Linked DNA regions of Mus musculus: region 2 is linked to region 1. Evidence: chromatin contacts called from ENCODE Hi-C or POLR2A ChIA-PET data. All regions are on one chromosome and are shown on one strand. Each heading gives the region's core, a stretch centred on a gene start or an enhancer-like site at or near the end of the contact. The rest is flanking DNA. Distances are from core to core; before and after follow the strand shown. Region 1 holds the start of Dhx9 (DEAH (Asp-Glu-Ala-His) box polypeptide 9). Region 2 overlaps Npl (N-acetylneuraminate pyruvate lyase).

The links. A loop is a pair of places that touch in the nucleus more often than their neighbours do. ChIA-PET counts read pairs that join two places held with the same protein, here RNA polymerase II (POLR2A).
Region 2: POLR2A ChIA-PET joins it to region 1 with 11 read pairs in embryonic stem cell. The contact joins the enhancer-like site here to the promoter of Dhx9 in region 1. A Hi-C loop is called at or near these places in 3 of 37 maps with a recorded cell type or tissue (Patski, adrenal gland and regulatory T cell). POLR2A ChIA-PET finds 5 or more read pairs at or near these places in 3 of 5 experiments (Patski and embryonic stem cell).

The regions. Positions count from the first base shown.
Region 1 is chr1:153,485,882-153,489,852 of GRCm38, reverse strand. Dhx9 (DEAH (Asp-Glu-Ala-His) box polypeptide 9) reads left to right here and starts at 2,193. Exons shown (of 28, transcript NM_007842.2): 1 at 2,193-2,320.
Region 2 is chr1:153,530,411-153,534,381 of GRCm38, reverse strand. All of the region lies in intron 4 of Npl (N-acetylneuraminate pyruvate lyase), which reads left to right. Among named protein-coding and RNA genes, the nearest start is that of Npl, 17 kb to the left of the region's middle. Within about 2 kb of position 1,986, at least 1 of the 3 ENCODE cell types and tissues checked has a DNase peak (open chromatin) inside an H3K27ac peak, as active enhancers do.

The DNA.
Region 1 (3,971 bases), core at 944-3,443:
GGGGGAGGAAATAGATATCCTGCTGTCTCTGGGGATTTTTTTTTTTTTTTTTTTTTTGTCTCAAATCTTTTTCTTGGGGTAAGTTCAAGGGCGGGAAGGTCACAGTGAGACAATGGGTAGAAAATCCTCTCGGGCTGGAGAGATGGCTCAGTGGTTAAGAACACTGACTACTCTTCCATAAGTCATGTGTTCAAATACCAGCAACCACATGGTGGCTCACAACCATCTGTAATGAGATCTGAGGCTTCCTTCTGGTGCATCTGAAGACAGCAACAGTGTAACAGTGTGTACTTAGATATAATAATAAAATAAATCTTTAAAAAATAAAAATAAAAAAAGAAGATCCTCTCAATGGGCCAAGTCTTTTTTTCTCTGCGGGCTTTGGAAAGTTTGGAAGCTGGATCACCCGGGGTCAAGATCTGCATTTTTATTTTCAGACAAAGTCACATGAGCAGAGAGGAAGAAGCCACCCCACAGGGGCCCTGTAGAATTTAGAACACCGTGTGAAGGAGGCAGGTCCTTAAAATAGAGAAAGGGTTGGTGAAAGTAGCAGAAGTGAAATTTCTGTCAGTCTGTGTGTTCTGCGCTGACTCCCTTGTCTCTGCACACTAGGCAAGCCGACCAGCAGAGGGCTGCACTCACCCTCTGGCCTGAGGAGTTTTAAACACCGTTCTCCTTTGGAAGTTTCCATAATTCTGTTCGCATGGGTGGAGATCAAATCGGGGCTTGAGGCATGCTAGTTTTCACAAAACAACAACAAACAGACAACTAGGTTGGGGATGCTGGGCTTGAGTGTAGCTTAGTAGTAGGGTAACCTTGAGTTACTCTTCAGTACTTCAAAAATACAACACCCCTCAAAACAAGTATTAAACTCAAGAGTCTTCTCACTTGAAGCTAAACAAAACACAGGATTTTGAGATAATTGGGAGCATGCCTTTAATCCCAGCCTGAGGGGTGAGGGGTGGGGCAGAGGCAGACAGATCTCTGTGAGTCCCAGGACAGCCTGGTTTACAAATCCAGGATAGCCAGGGCTACACAAAGAAACCCTGTCTTGGAAAAAAAAAAAAAAAAAAAAAAAGAGTCCCTCGTCCCTCTCCCCAGCCAAAAGGTAAGTGGAGAAGTTGTGTCTTGAGCTAGGGTTTTCTTTTTGGTGGGGTAATGGGTTTTACTACAATGGGATTAATGGCATATACCACCACCCCTGGCAATAAACCAATAAGCCAGGGCTCTCTTTCTTGTCTTAGATTCATTTTACTTTATGTCTTATGGCCTGTAGGTCAGTGCACCATGGTTGTACCTGCTGGGTCCCCTGGAATGGAGGTTATGGTTGTGTGTGAGCCACTGTGTGATTGAGAACTGAATCCAAGCCTTCCACAAGAGCAACAAGTGCTTTTAACTTCTAAGGTTTTTGTTCCTTTGCTGTTTAGACAGGATCTCATTATGTTGCCCTGGCCTTCCTTAAACATAGACCAGACTGTTTTGAACTTACGGAGGTCTGTCAGTCTCTGTTTCCTGGGTGCTGTGACTGGAGGCAAGTGCCACCATGCTACACACTGCCTGCAGCATTTTATTTCTTTTCTTTTTTCTTTTTCTTTTGGTTTTTCGAGACAGGGTTTCTCTGTGTAGGCTTGGCTGTCCTGGAACTCACTTTGTAGACCAGGCTGGCCTCGAACTCAGAAATCTGCCTGCCTCTGCCTCCCAAGTGCTGGGATTAAAGGCATGCGCCACTACTGCCCGGCTGCCTGCAGCATTTTGATGAAGCAGAAATACTTCAGTCCTTGTATTTTAACATACAGCACCCATAAATACATTGCTTTGGCATATTTTAAAGTGGCTATTCTGATAAACTCTGAAAGGATTAATCCTGTAACACTGCCCTTACGTAAGATAAACTATCAAAAAGGAGATCCATGGTGGCATGTCTCTAAATTTTGCCTTCAGAGGTGGAGGCAAGTGGACTGCGTTAAGTGGTGGGCTAGCTTGCTCTACAAAGACAAAGGCAAGGAGACATAACTTCCAGAAACCAAGCTGGTTAGCGACTGACAGGAAATTATGGGCCTAGGCCAGCAGATCTCGCGCGACCTCAGGTTTGGCGCCCGGAAGTGGTTCAAGCCCCGCCCCCTCGGGGCGTGCTGGCTCCGGAGTTGGCCTACCGCGCAGGCGCGAGTCGCCGACTCCGCCCCCTGGGTCCTGCAGTCGGAGCCATTTCGCCGCTGCTTCCATGCGGGTGAGGTGTGTTCTTTCGCCGTTCTCGTGGAAGGTTGGCGCTGCGAACTCGCCTAAGAAGGCTGTGCTCTCGGGCACGGAAAAGCGGAGGAGGGTAAGAAAGGGGGCGTTGCGGCCCCGGACGCGGGCTCATTGCTGCGGGCCGACGCCGGCCTCCGCGGCTCAGCCGTGGCTTTGTTGTGAGGCGCGGGCGGGCGAGCGTGTGGGGGAGGGGCAGCGCGGCGGGTACCCGGATTTACGGGCCGTGGGCGCCTCGCGCAGCGGAGCTCCCGTGGCCCTAGGCCCTGGGGTTCCTTGCACAGACTGGCCGCTCTCGGAGGCCTCTTCCTCACTCGGCCTGACGGGCGGCGGGTGTCTGTAATCAGTTGCGTGTAGGGGTAGCGGCTCGACGCCACCCGGCGCGTGGTGGTGGGGGGTCGTCCGCGGTTCTAATCCGGGACACCCGGGCCCCGTGGGGGTGCCCGCTTTGGGGTCCGGGGCTTCGCTGCAGGTCCTCCCGCTCCGCACTGGTGACGGGGCATGGCTGGGTGGGGCGGGATGAGGAGCAGGTGGTAGGAAAATGAATGCATGATTTAGTAAGTGATGGCGGAATTACACCGCGCAACGGGATAGCCCCGCTGTAGATAACGGTCGAAAGGGAGGGCGCCTCAGTCTGAGGGGTGCACGAGCCTGAGTCTGGCTTTGAGGTGCACAGTGTATCCGCTCCAAAGGGCAATGAGAGATCAGTTACGCCTAAGGCCAGACCTTCCTGGAGGAAGGGAGGGCCGGCCACGTGACCTGAGGGTGCGAAAAGAGATGAAAGAATTTGTTTCCGGGTGGCAAGAATGAAAACACAAAATTGGGAGCCATGACTCTAGCCTTTCATTCCAGCACTGGGGTTTGGTGGTGGAAGGTATTGTTCGATCTCTTGAGTCCGGGGCTACTACACATAGAAATCTTGTCTCATAAAACAAAATTTGATTTATTCCGATATGTGTGTGTATACGAGTATACGTGTATACGTATCAGGTAGTGGTGGCAAGTGAGAGAGGAGCTGTAGAAAAACAAACGAGTAATAGTGGAGGCATTTCTGGAGCCAAAACAGCAGGGCAGATGTGACATGATGGAAAATTTGGCATCCATCTAGGCTCTCGACAAGAGGATAAGTTCTAGGTCTGTAAAAGAAGTTGTGGGGTTTTTGTTTGTTTTTTTGGTTTTTCGAGATAGGGTTTCCTCTGTATAGCTCCAGCTATCCTGGAACTCACTCTGTAGACCAGGCTGGCCTCGAACTCAAATCCGCCTGCCACTGCCTACCAAGTGCTGGGATTAAAGGTGTATGCTACCACGCCCAGCTTGCTATTTTATGTAAATAACTACACTGTAGCTGTCTTTGGAAACACCAGAAGAGGGCATCATCTCATTACAGATGGTTGTGAGCCACTATGTGGTTGTTGGGATTTGAACTCAGGACCTCTGGAAGAGCAGTCAGTGCTCTTAACCGCTGAGTATTTCTAGGGGGCCATTTATACTCTTTATTCTCCAGTTTTCTTAAATTTCCTCAGTTCAAAGTAATAAAAGTAAAACCAAACAGTACAATAGGCAGTTTAAGGATTAAATAGTTCCTAATCTACTAAGGATATCAGCACCACTTTAAGGATTCAAGAAATAGCTGTGAAAGATCTTTGGGGATCGGATTAGAATTTCCAATTGTGAAGTTGGGTTGCAACTAAGAATATACTTAGGTATAAATTTATTACTGAGATGCC
Region 2 (3,971 bases), core at 737-3,236, 45 kb before region 1:
GTGACTCCTGTCAGGCTGAGAACCACTGCCTTTGATTCTAGGGCCTGAAGACTTGCCTACAGGCCAATCTATGGAGGTATTTTCTCATTAGGATTCCTTTTTTCCAGATGACCCTACCTTGTGTCAGATTGACATAAAACTAGCCAGCTCCCCAATGCATCACACCGGGGAGCTGGAGCAACGTCTTTGCCCTCAGTCTTCTTTCCATCCAATTGAGAAGCAGGTTGTAAAATCCAACACTTCCCAGGTCTGATTAAGTATACACGGAGACAAAGACGTGGTTGGAAGTATTCAGATAGAGACAAGATATTGTCGGTTAGTAGTAACAGCTGAGCAAGCCCCCCCCCCCTTCCTATATAGCTAAGTGTGGATTGGAGGAGCCCAAAGCTGGTGTCTACATGGGGAGGCTTCTTCATCCCCAATGGTGGGATGCTAGCACAGCTTGCCAGAGCGATGTTAGGTAGACTTTTTTTCTTACTATGTTTGTTTATTTTTATTTGTCTATTTTGGGTGGTTTGGGTTTTTGGTATCATTTTGATTTGGTTTAAGTTTTGATTTTTTTGAAGCAGGGTTTCACTGTACCCCCCTGGCTGTCCTAGAACTTGCTCTGTAGACCAGGCTGGCCTCGAACTCAGAGCTCCACCTGCCTCTGCCTTGGAGTGTTGGAACTAAAAGTGTGCGCCACTACTGCCCCGTGGTTTGTTTTCGAACTGAAGCAGGCTGAATCACCTGCCAAGTTCCTTTATTATCATTATGATTATTATTATCATCACCATCATGATGTTTGAGAGTGTGAGCTTCTGAGTTTGAGGCCAGCCTGGTCTACAGAGTGAGCTCCAGGACAGCCAGGGATACACAGAGAAACCTGTCTTGAAACCACCACCCCTCCCACAAATAAAAATAAATTTAAAAAAGAGAGAGTGTGTGTGAAGGTCAGAGGACAGCTTGAAAGAGTCAGGTCTTTTCATCGAGTGGGTCCTGGGGATAGAACTCTGATCCTTAGACTTCTCAGCAAGGCTCCTTTACCCATTGACTCATCCCTCCAAACTCTTTTATTTTCCCCTAAGGGAGAGACTTTTGTTAACCTGGCTGGCCTGGTTCAACTCATTATGTAACCAAAGATGACCTTGATTTTTTTTTTTTTTTTTTTGGTTTTGGTTTTTCTAGACAGGGTTTCTCTGTATAGCCCTGGCTGTCCTGGAACTCACTTTGTAGACCAGGCTGGCCTTGAACTCAGAAATCCGCCTGCCTCTGCCTCAGTGTTGGGATTAAAGGCGTGTGCCACCACGCCCAGCTTGTTTTGATGTCCTTGAAACTGGGTCTTAAGTAACTTAGGCTGACCTTGAACTTTTGATCCTCCTGTCTCCACCACCCAAATGTTGGGATAGCAGGTGCAGTGTGACAGGAACTAATGCCCTAGTATTTTTATTTTATTTTTTATTTTTATTTTTTGAGACAGGATCTTTTGACATAGGTCTGACTATCTCACTATATAGACAAGGCTTGCTTGAACTCAGAGACTCACCTGCCTCTGATGCTGAGATTAAAGGTGTGCGTACCACGTTGCTTGCTTTCTCCAGACTGCTCTATTCTTTAGACTTAGGCATGCTAACTAATGTCAAAGTCCGTCCCCCTTCCTCCCTCTGCCATGTTGCTCTTATGTCTTTAGTTCAACTTTGTCTGTCTGTAGGCTCCTGCAGTACAAGCTTACTGTCTTTCCGTGAAGTTTCTCTTTCATTCAGTCCTGGGGCGGGAGTGGTTCTGCAGCAGTGCAAAGGTGGATTCGAGCTGGGGAAGGGGAGCTGTGAGGGGAGCTGTGAGGGGAGCTGTGAGGGGAGCTGTGAGGGAGCTGTGAGGGGAGCTGTGAGGGGAGCTGTGAGGGAGCTGTGAGGGGAGCTGTGAGGGGAGCTGTGAGGCCGCGAAATGCAGAAGCAGGGCTGAGGTTTCCTTTGTTTGATGGAGGGCGGGAAGTCCTGCCCTGCTGCCACGCAGCTGCAGCTCCTCCGGGAAGCTGAGGTCAGCTTTTTCTCTTCCTACAGAGGATTCCTCTTTCTGTATTCTTTTCCTCTGGAGTTTGCCCCCCCCTTGTCACTTTTCTTTTTATGAATACTTTTATTATTTATTCGTTTTATTGTATGAGTGTATGTGGTAAGTTATCTGCGCCAACGAAATGAGCGAATGCAAACCAAATTAAGGTAGAAAGGCAGGTTTACTGGGGAGTAGCTCTTCACCAGCCACAAAGGAAGGGGGTCAGTGCAGTTGCCATGGAGAGCGAGACAGAGCGGAAGAAAAAGAGAGAAAGCATGTATGCAGAGAGAGAAGAGAGAGAGATGCAGAGAGAGGTGGGGAGGAGAGAACCAAAATGTCTGGATGATAGGAAGCCCAGCTCTTGGGCTGGAAAGTTCAGGGTAGAGGGCAGGCTGTGCCCATGCCCTGTAAGAGGTAGGAACTGAGGGATGCTGGAAGAACCTGGAGGCCAGGTCGGCTTTGGTATGTTAAATACACATCTCAGCTGCTTGTCCCGGGTCTGAAACCGGGACAGTATGTAGGTGTACCACAAGTGTGCTTGCTGTCTACAAAGGCCAGAAAAAGATGTCAGATTTGTTAGCATTTCTTCTAGGTTCCGCCCTACAGTTACCTGGCAACAGCCAGATGTGCCTGACTCCTTATAAAGGGGACTGCTGGCCCTCTCCTCACTCTCTTCTCTTGCTCCTCTTCTCTTATTCTCTTCCTCTCGTCCCCCTCTATCCCCCCTCTCCCCTCCTCTTTCCATGTGTTCAAGGTCAGTCTCTACTCTCTTTGTCTTTCTCCATCTCTTCTACCTCCTCAACTCCCATCCCCATGCCCTAAATAAACTCTTTTTGGTTTTTGGAGACAGGGTTTCTCTCTATAGCCCTGGCTGTCCTGGAACTCACTTTGTAGACCAGGCTGGCCTCGAACTCAGAAATCCGCCTGCCTCTGCCTCCCGAGTGCTGGGATTAAAGGCGTGCGCGCCACCACACCCGGCCCGGCTCTCTTTTCTATTCTATACCTTCCTGTGACTGTACCTCAGAGGGAAGGGATGCCTCAGCATGGGCGAGCAGAGGTACCCCCTTCCCATGCACCATACAAGTTCATGCCTCTTCCAAACATGTCCCTGGCTTCTTTTTCTTTTTTTATTAAAACACTTGCGTTACAGACAATTGTAAGCCACCATGTTAGTGCTTGGAATTGAACCCAGGTCCTGAAAGAACAAGCCAGTGCTCATAACCACTGAGCCATCTGTCCCATCCCATGTTATGTTCTTGGTAAACGGAGCTCATGTTCTTAGCTGCAGAGTCCTGCATGTCCTGGGAACTGAGCACACTCCCTTTAATGCCAGTCAGGACCCGGTGATCTGGCTCAGCCCTCGAATCCACATTTCCTGCTATATCTTTTACTTTAGATGAAGCTCTTGAGTAGAAGAGTTCTATCTCCAGATGTTTTGAAGAAAGCCTATGTACATTTGGATTCTGAAAGAACTGCCTTGCTGTGGTCTTTTACAAAATTTTCCTTTCTGCATGCTGTTGTGTTTTATAAAAAAGAAAAGGATGCCAGGGATATGTTTGGAGGTTTGGTACTATGTGGGGGAAGGGGACTCTGCAGGCCATGCTGAGGCATCCCTTTCCCCTGAGGGACCTGCCACACGATGGTATAGTATAGAATAGAATTTATTTAGGGCATGGGGAGGGGAGTTGGGGATGTAGTAGAGTTAGAGAAAGGGGGAGAGAGAGAGAAAGAGAGAGAGAGAGTAGAGGCTGGCCATGAACAGGTGAAGAGAGATGGGGGAGAAGGAGGGCGGAGAAAAGGGACAAAATGGGAAGAGGATAGGAGAGCAAGAGAGGAGAGTGAGGAGGGGGGCAAGCAGCCCCTTTTATAGTAAGTCAGGCACACCTGGCTGTTGCCAGGTAACTGTAGGGCGGAGTCTAGAAGAAATGCTAACACATGGACTT